Linked DNA regions of Mus musculus: region 1 is linked to region 2. Evidence: chromatin contacts called from ENCODE Hi-C or POLR2A ChIA-PET data. All regions are on one chromosome and are shown on one strand. Each heading gives the region's core, a stretch centred on a gene start or an enhancer-like site at or near the end of the contact. The rest is flanking DNA. Distances are from core to core; before and after follow the strand shown. Region 1 has its middle 55 kb from the start of Rbm24. Region 2 overlaps Atxn1 (ataxin 1).

The links. A loop is a pair of places that touch in the nucleus more often than their neighbours do. ChIA-PET counts read pairs that join two places held with the same protein, here RNA polymerase II (POLR2A).
Region 1: a map of regulatory T cell shows a loop between it and region 2 (3-fold over the local background). The contact joins two enhancer-like sites. A Hi-C loop is called at or near these places in 1 of 37 maps with a recorded cell type or tissue (regulatory T cell). POLR2A ChIA-PET finds 5 or more read pairs at or near these places in 1 of 5 experiments (embryonic stem cell).

The regions. Positions count from the first base shown.
Region 1 is chr13:46,361,669-46,365,714 of GRCm38, reverse strand. No RefSeq gene overlaps it. Among named protein-coding and RNA genes, the nearest start is that of Rbm24, 55 kb to the left of the region's middle. Within about 2 kb of position 1,661, at least 1 of the 3 ENCODE cell types and tissues checked has a DNase peak (open chromatin) inside an H3K27ac peak, as active enhancers do.
Region 2 is chr13:45,817,429-45,821,934 of GRCm38, reverse strand. All of the region lies in intron 3 of Atxn1 (ataxin 1), which reads left to right. Among named protein-coding and RNA genes, the nearest start is that of Atxn1, 150 kb to the left of the region's middle. Within about 2 kb of position 1,279, at least 2 of the 3 ENCODE cell types and tissues checked have a DNase peak (open chromatin) inside an H3K27ac peak, as active enhancers do.

The DNA.
Region 1 (4,046 bases), core at 412-2,911, 540 kb before region 2:
ATGTGAACCAAACCTTTGATTCTGACACATCCCTGGCTCAAACCAAAGCTTTCTCTGAAATATTTCTGCTGATGCAACATGTAAGAGCATATTATTCATCCACCCTGGTTTCCTCCTCTTTTATGGCAATCATTTAAGTTAGAACTTATCAAAATCCCCATGTTCATAAGTCATAAACCTGGGAGCAGTCCTATAAATGGTACGTATATCTCTGTGTGAAGTCACATGGCTTATACATCCTAGTATCAGTCTAGGAGATCAAATTTCATGGGGCTAGCCTAGAGTGACTAACCATTGATCTATGTGCTTGACAATGTTCCAAAGTCAATGCCATGTGAGAGGCAGTCAAGAGACACACAATCAGAACTTGGAGGGAGAAAGAACAGTCAGACAGTAATGTTAGGCAATGACGCACTAAAGAGATAGGTTTTTGTTTTAGATTTTTTTTTGTTTTTGCTTTTGTTTTTTGTAAGCCTAAGTTTTGAATTTGTAGAAGACATCTCTGCCTGGTTGTATGTGAGTAAATTTTTATTATGTCTTTAAAAGTAGAGCCAAAAATTGCATAATCTTCATCTCTTTCAAAAAGTCAGGGTCTTTTTCTGGCAAAAACAAGATTTATTATTTCAAAGAAACCATTCTGACACACACAGGATAATCCCTGACATTGTTCTAGGCATTTTGTATAACTCTCTTCTTGATTCCTTAAAACAGCTCTTTGACATGGCATGGTTTTCATCTCAAGAGAGAGGAGAGAAAGAAGGAAGAAGGGAGGGGCGGGAGGAAGGAGGAAGGCATGGAAGGAGAGAGGGAGGGAGCAAAGGAGATAGAGGGAAAGAGGAGGAAGGAGGGCAGGAGGGAGAGAAGGAAACAAATAAAGGAAAAAGGAAGTATTTCTTTGAGTATTTATTTACTTCCATCTCTTTGTCAGCCTTTGCTCCTCCCAGCATGCTTTGCCGCTACCGTCCTCTATGTAGAGTTTCACTTTCACCTATGTTGTTTCGTGTGACTCATGTCAGAACACGTTTCTGTTGCTTTATACTTCTGTTCCCACACTTCTGCTACAATATGGTTTCCTTGTCGATGAAGAATAGAGCCCCAACTTGATGGGGCACGTGGCAAAGCTCAGCTTTGGGTGAGAATCTCTTTAGCTTTGACAATGAAAACTGATTAGAAGTCATCAGGAGAATACCCCCAAGAGAGGCCCAAGAATCACCTCAGGAATCAGTTATGCTTCTGCCCCAGTGTGGTGCCATCACTGGGAGCCAGTGGGGGAGAGAACACTGAAGTTCAGTTGAAAAATGAAAAAGGGTGAATATGTAGCCAGCAGCTACAGGTAGGCTTTGGAGTTCTGTTCTGAGATATGACAGTTGGCCAATATATGTGAGAGATGCTAGTTACCATAGCAATGAGCACAGCAAGCTCTCTCTCTCTCTCTCTCTCCCTCTCTCTCTCTCTCTCTCTCTCTCTCTCTCTCTCTCTCTCTCTCTCTCGGGTTTATGAATCCAAATCAATAAATGTTTATAAATAACTCTCCAATTGGCCCAAAGAAGTAAAAGCATGAGCCAGAACAGCCCTTCTGTCCTGTGAACGTGAGTCATGGTTATGTTGGCCACATTCTGGGGACAGAAAAAGGCTATCCATGGAATAAACAATTGGCCACATCATTTTCTTTGCAAGAGTGCTTGGGAGAGAAAGCTGCTGAGTGAAAAATCCATTGCTCATGCTTAATGACAACAAAGAGTACTAAACACGCACAAGCAAGAAGCCTAGAGACGAAGCAACCCAGACCACGTGCTGCTGTGGAGACAGATGCTAGGCCTAAAGACGGCAGGGAGGCCATGGGACCTAGGGGGCTATGCTAGAGTCCAGTGGTATAGGTACCGACCTTACCTTGACTGTGCATTGGCTCACAATGCCCTACGGTATGCAAGTCAGAATTCATACAAATGTGGAACTTCGACTCAAGAGTCCCAACAAAAATCAAATCAGTCCACCAGCAGCCAGGAAAACGCTTTCTTTCTATAGCGTTGCAAACAGATGGCTGAACAGCCTCTCTCAGAAGATTTTTGGTGAAAGGGAAAGTTGTTTTCCTCCCATCTTTATCTAGTAGCTGTTACATTCATTTCCCGAGCCAACATTTTCTCTAGCTCCGCTTCCTTAACTTCTGCCTGTCTAACTTTGTTCTTGGCTGGAGGAAGATCTCACCTAGGAGGTGCTTATTCATGGCGGCATTTCAAGCCCCTGAAAGCCACCACCTCATCCTTCTTTGGTTTTCTACTGTTGCTGATAAGCTGTTCTCTCTCTCTCTCTCTCTCTCTCTCTCTCTCTCTCTCTCTCTCTCTCTCTCTGCCCCATCTCAGAATTCTCTTGACTTGTCAGATCTCTTCTCAAAATGTGAACACTCTCAGAGCAATCTGTACAAATCCCCAGATGGGGGTTAGAATTTCAGAGCCCAGGAAAACTGTCTTCTGAACCTTCTTTGTCTGTGGCTATGGCTTCTTTCTGGCTCTTTCTTCTTTCTCTTCTTCTCTTCCTTCTTTCTTCCCACGCTGAGCTGTTAGCACCAAGTAGATTGAGTCACACAGGAATCCCATCTTAATGCAGAGAAAATTAATAGGAGTTATTATATATTTTACCCCAGCGAGAATTCAACTGAGGCAGGGATTCCCTAGCAAGCCACCAATCGGAGTAATAAAGAGGAATAATTGTTCTCATCACTGGGACAAAGACTTTAGCTAGTCAGCATCAAGTGGAGGAGGAATGATTGCCCAAAGATTAGAGGGATGGTAGAGAACAACAGACCCTCATCCCAGTGTCTCGCTCCTTCATTCGGACTCCACAGTGGCTGGACTTCACCATCAAAAGGCCTCTCTGCTTTGTTGCTTTTCCCATGAAAGGTCATAAGTCTCCCACAGTTTAGTGTAAACGAAGAGTAAAACTTAGGGTGCTAAGGGAACACTGACTGACTAGATTGGATAGGAGGGGCAGAATAAAACTGAGGCAGAACATTCCAAGAAAGTGGGGTGGCATCAAAGCTCTACTGTGTTTTGCTTACCTGTGATCCTGATCTCTATGGCTAGGGTAGACAGAGAAGCAAATAATGCCAAAGAGCAGAGAAAGGAGATGGATTCAACATAACCACATTAGGAAAAAGAACAAAGGGGTCCAAGGACCCCCAAGTCCATCTACAGGGCCTTGACATCAAGGTTTAGGTTTAAATAGAAGGACAGGAACAATTACTAAGCAGTCCTGGTCAAGGTGTGGTCCAGCTCACCACCCCCTTTGACTGTTCCTGCCTGGGTTCCAGTCTCTCCCGCAAGGTGGCCTTACGCGTTGTCAGAGCTGCATGAAACCTCTAAGAGACAAGCTCCTCCTCCGGTTGGCCCCTGGGCTCCAACCTTTCCATTTCCCCAGCAAGAGGCTCCAGTTTCTCAGGATCCACTGCTTCGGTTGTCTCTGAGAGCTGAGGGGCAGGGCACACGAGTCTCTTTAGAATAACTGTATCCCTGGCAGGATGTTTAAACCATCTCTGTCTGGCCCTTTCCAAATATTGTGAGGAAAGAGCGTATGCCCTGAGCTGTTCTACAACTGGAGGTTTGAGGGAAATCGTAAGTCTAGAGTTGTTGACAGAGGCAGCAACCTGCCTGTGCTGCTAGTTCTTCGCCTGATATTAGGGTTTACACCCGCAGGGTCTCTCCACTCTATTGCAATAAAGCCAGCAGCAGAGACTGGGGAAATAAACAAGGTGGGAGTCACTCCTTCCTAATCCTTAGAGCTTTGCCCAGAGAACTTGGATGATGACGGACCACAGACATGAGCAGCCCCAGGGTGCTAAGATTATCTATCTGGACTAGCAGAGGAGACTTTAAAAAAAAAATAGAAAAAAACTAGATTGGAAACACATACGACTTCATTTTTTATGTGCACATATGTGTATGCATGCATTTATGTGCATGCATGTATGTATATGTGCACTTGCATGTACGCATGTACGTGTCTTTACATATGCAATGGAAGCATGTCAGAGAAAGTTCTAGAATCTGAGA
Region 2 (4,506 bases), core at 30-2,529:
TGGGAGTGGGGCTTTAGTACCCTAGTCCTAGCTGCCTGGTAGACAGTCTCCCACTAGCTGCCTTCAGATGAAGAAGATGTAGAACTCTCAGCTCCTCCTGCACCATGCCTGCCTGGATGCTGCCATGCTCCCGCCTTGATGATAACAGGCTGAACCTCTGAACCTGTAAGCCAGCCCCAATTAAATGTTGTCCTTTAAAAGACTTGCATTGGTCATGGTATCCCTTCAACTGGCTGAGTTTCTCACTGCTGCATGGACAGATACTCGGTCATCTCCATTTATTCGAGAGAAGCTTAACAGTCTATGTAAGCAAAGCAGTACCTATTTCTTCCAAACCTGTATCTCCAGAGTTTGGATCTAGACTTCATGTGTCTGGAGGCACAATAATTATATACCGAGTGTATGTGCCATTCAATTGGCCCAGTAATTCTGTGCTAATACTAGTTACGTTCTGCAGAGTCAAACAACAGAGGCTCGGTGTGTAAATAACTTGACCATATTTGCTCAGCTTGTGAGTAATGGGGACTATAATTCAAAGTCATTGTGTCTGTCATCAGGGCCATTTGCCCGACAGCTCCATTTTGCTATCCATCATTTGCTGCTGCATAGAGGATCTTCTTTTCATGCAATCAAATCATCATTTGTTTAATTCCTTGAATTCACCTTTATAGCATAGAATCATGTTCTGTTTAGGATCATTTCTATTTGCATGTTCAAAGGTCTCCCCGCTGCTCGCCCCCATTTTAGCCTGGGTTGCTGCCAGCCCTCTGTAGCTCACTGGAGGCTAGCTCCTGGCATTGTCTAGGCTCTAAAGCTCTGTTGGTATGCAAAAGCTGCAGACCTGTTTCAAGGAGGAAGCGTTCCCAGGTGATCCACGGGGTAGCATTATCTCTGCAATGTATGTCGCATCATGCCTCGTCGAATGGCGTCTAATGACCTTGGGTCTGAGCCGGTGCTGACATGTGACCCGCGCTCATTTGTCACTTTCTACATTGTGAGATGTACTGAAATAACAGGGAAGAGGAAAAAGCAGACGAGGGCCTCTCCTGGATGTCTGGAAACGGTTAGCAATGCATGCAGCATTTACTCTTGTAATTCTCTTTTGTTTGTTCTGGGTTACAAGGGCCAGCTTTGAAGTTAAAAATAAAACAACTATTGTTAGAAGCTGAGGTGGTCACCCTTTATAGTGGAGCCTCAGGTCCGGATGAGTCACTGCAAAGACTCCTCCTGGAATGTTTGCAGGGCTGGCCAGTGGGCTGGATAAATGCTGGCGTCCTTAACTGGGCTGTACCAAATCCCTTCCTGGCTCCTTTTGATTTGGTGCAGAGGGGGAGGCCCAGGGGCTCACAGGAGCCAGGCAAATTCCACAATCACTTAGCCCCAGACAGACCCAGACCAAGCCCCAGTACCCTTGATAGAGCCCATTCTTTTTGCCTAGCTAATCTCCCTCTATACTAGTGGTTCAAAGCCTTCCTAATGCTGTGACCCTTTAATATAGTTCCTCATGTTGTGGTGACCCCCAGACATAATACTGTCATGTTGCTATCTCATGCCTGTGATTTTGATATTGTAATGTATATATCTTATATGCAGGATATCTGATTAAAAAAAACAAAAACGCCTAAGTGGCAGAGACACACAGGTTAAGAACTTGTTTACCTAGCTGTAGAGCCATCTGTTCCCTGTATGCTGAAACTCATTCTTAGGTCTTGTGTTAGCCAATTGGTTATCAGCAGCCCATGCTCCTTGAGTTACCTGGTTTCTCTGCCAGTCACATCTTTGGACCTGGTTTGACTTAACACTATTCAGAATGGCTCTGTTAAAGGCTTCATGTTATCTGTTGCTTTTTCGCCTCCTCCCTCTTCTCTCTCTCTCTCTTTCTCTCTCTCTCTCTCTCTCTCTCTCTCTCTATATATATATATATATATATATATATATATTCATTTGCTGCTGCGTAGAGGATCTTCTTTTCATACAATCAAATCATCATTTGTTTAATTCCTTGAATTCACCTTTATAGCAAAGAATCATGTTCTGTTTAGGATTGTGTATGTGTATATATATATATATATATATACATATGTATATATGTATATATACATAGTGTATATGTATGCCTATATAATGTGTGTATATGGATATGGATATATGTGCATATATATATATATGTGTGTGTGTATGTATGTATATGTATGTGTACATATGTATGTCATGTGTATGTATATATAATGTGTGTATATATGTGTATATGTGTATGTGACTGTGTGTGTTTTGCCTGCATGACTGGGTATCACCTATATGCAGTGCCAATGGGATCCAGAAGAGGGTTTCAGAACCCTTAAAACCAGAATTACAGATTAGGGTACCATGTGGGTGCTGTGAATCAAAGTTGGGTCCTTTGGGAGAACAGCAAGTGTTCTTAGCTGCTGAGCCACCTGTCTAGTCCTTTTTTTTTTTTTTTTTTTTTTCACTAAGCATTTCTTCACTCTGTATCCCAGGCTGCCCTTGAACTCACTACATATTCCAGGTTTCTATTACACGTGGGGCAATCCTCCTGCTTTCTACTTAACTTCTCAGTCTCAGACTCACACTCACAAGTGTATGGATAACATGTGTGAGCTACTACTTTGCCTCTCTATGCTGTTCATGCCTTTCAGGGTCCTAGGATCCTCAGAAATGAAGGTCTCCATCTTGGCTGGTGTGTGTGTGTGTATGTGTTTTAAAAAACCTGTGTTTACTACTTTATATCTTCAGCCTTTGGAGACTTCTATTTTCATCTGGCAATTAAATAAGCCATGGGTTCATTCTACTGTAAAAGTTTAAAATCAAAATAGTAACTATCTGTCAATCTATCTATCTATCTATCTATCTATCTATCTATCTATCTATCTATCTATCTATAGTTAATATTTTATATTATCAATTCCATTTATTAATAAATCGGAAGCAGGGTCACAGCTTTTCCCTGTGGACTCCCTGACTATGTTAATTTCTGCTATCTCCTGTTCCCTCAGCTCTTCATTGATCTCCCATATGAAGAAGGGAAAATGTTCTTTTATATTTGATACCTTAACACTGGGGCCCAAGAGGAAACTAGAAACCTCCAGGGCAGGGCTGAAGAGATGGCTCAATTGGTAAAGTGTTTGACATGCAAGCTTGAGGACCTGAATTTGAATCCCAGACTCCGTGTGAGGAAGCCAGGTGTGATGGAGTATGCTTATAGCCCTGGCGCTCCAGAGGTGGAGAGAGGAGGCTCCCTGGAGTTCACTTGCCAGGCAGTGTAGTCTAGTTGGTGAATTCTGGACCTGTGTCAAAGTGAACTGTGACAGAGAGAACCACATATAAGATTGCCATCAACACACACACACACACACACACATACACACACACACACACACACACACACACACACACTGCCCAAAATGACTCACAGATCATCACAGAATATTGAAAGACAGGATCCTGCTAAAAATACACGTTGGTATCTAGTGAACTTTTCTCAGACTCAGGGACTGTGCTAAATGCTCTACAATACTGTTCAGAAGTTCAGGTATAGCCACCCAGTGACTCTATTAGCATTTCTTAAAACATAAGTAATGTGAAATACAGGATAGAAGACTGACTCCAGACTCTACTCCACCCACTGTATATGGCTTTTATGATAATATAAATATATGTTATAAATACATATATATATATATATATATATATATATATATATATATATACACATACATATTTCACTTAGGAAAAGTGGGTATACAAAACTAAAAAACGAAAAGTCACACAAGGCCCTGAGGATAGAGTTCATGTCTCTAGTTAGTTTTAACCTGGGATGTATCATTGGAGAGCTGCCTCCATCCCTGGCCAATGCTGTGAGCGTGGTGCTCTGTCAGCTCCAGGCTCTCAGAGCATGCTCTTAGAGCCTGTCACGGGTCATGTCTCCTATAGATGTATATACTTCTAATTTCCACCAGAGAAGACTGCATGGTTTACATAGGTCTCCCAAGTCCTCTACATGTTCAGCATTTAATTCTCTTATAACTTTGCTGTAGTTATGAATGCCATGGTGGACTTCCTTGAACATATTCAATTTTGAACATCTCCGGTTATTTATTGTCATGGGTAAATGTCAAGAATGAGAACTGTTGGCCTAGAAGTAATCTCTCTCTCTCTCTCTCTCTCTCTCTCTCTCTCTCTATCTCTCTCTCTGTGTGTCTGTGTGTGTGTGTGTGTGTGTGTACGCACACGTGTAGGTCAAAAGAACACTTCCAGGAGATGGTTTTCACTTTCCACCTTGTTGAGGCAGGGTTTTTTCCTATTGCTTCTGCCATGTTGTGTGATTAAGGCTAACTGGCCCGTGAGCTTCTGTCTGACTTGTCTCTCTCTAGCTCTGATATCACTGTAAGGACACTGGGACTGCAGATGTATACCAGCACCATTTTTTTAAAAGACATGTCTATTTCTTTTCTGTGTATTTGTGTGTATATGGGTGCCACTTGTATT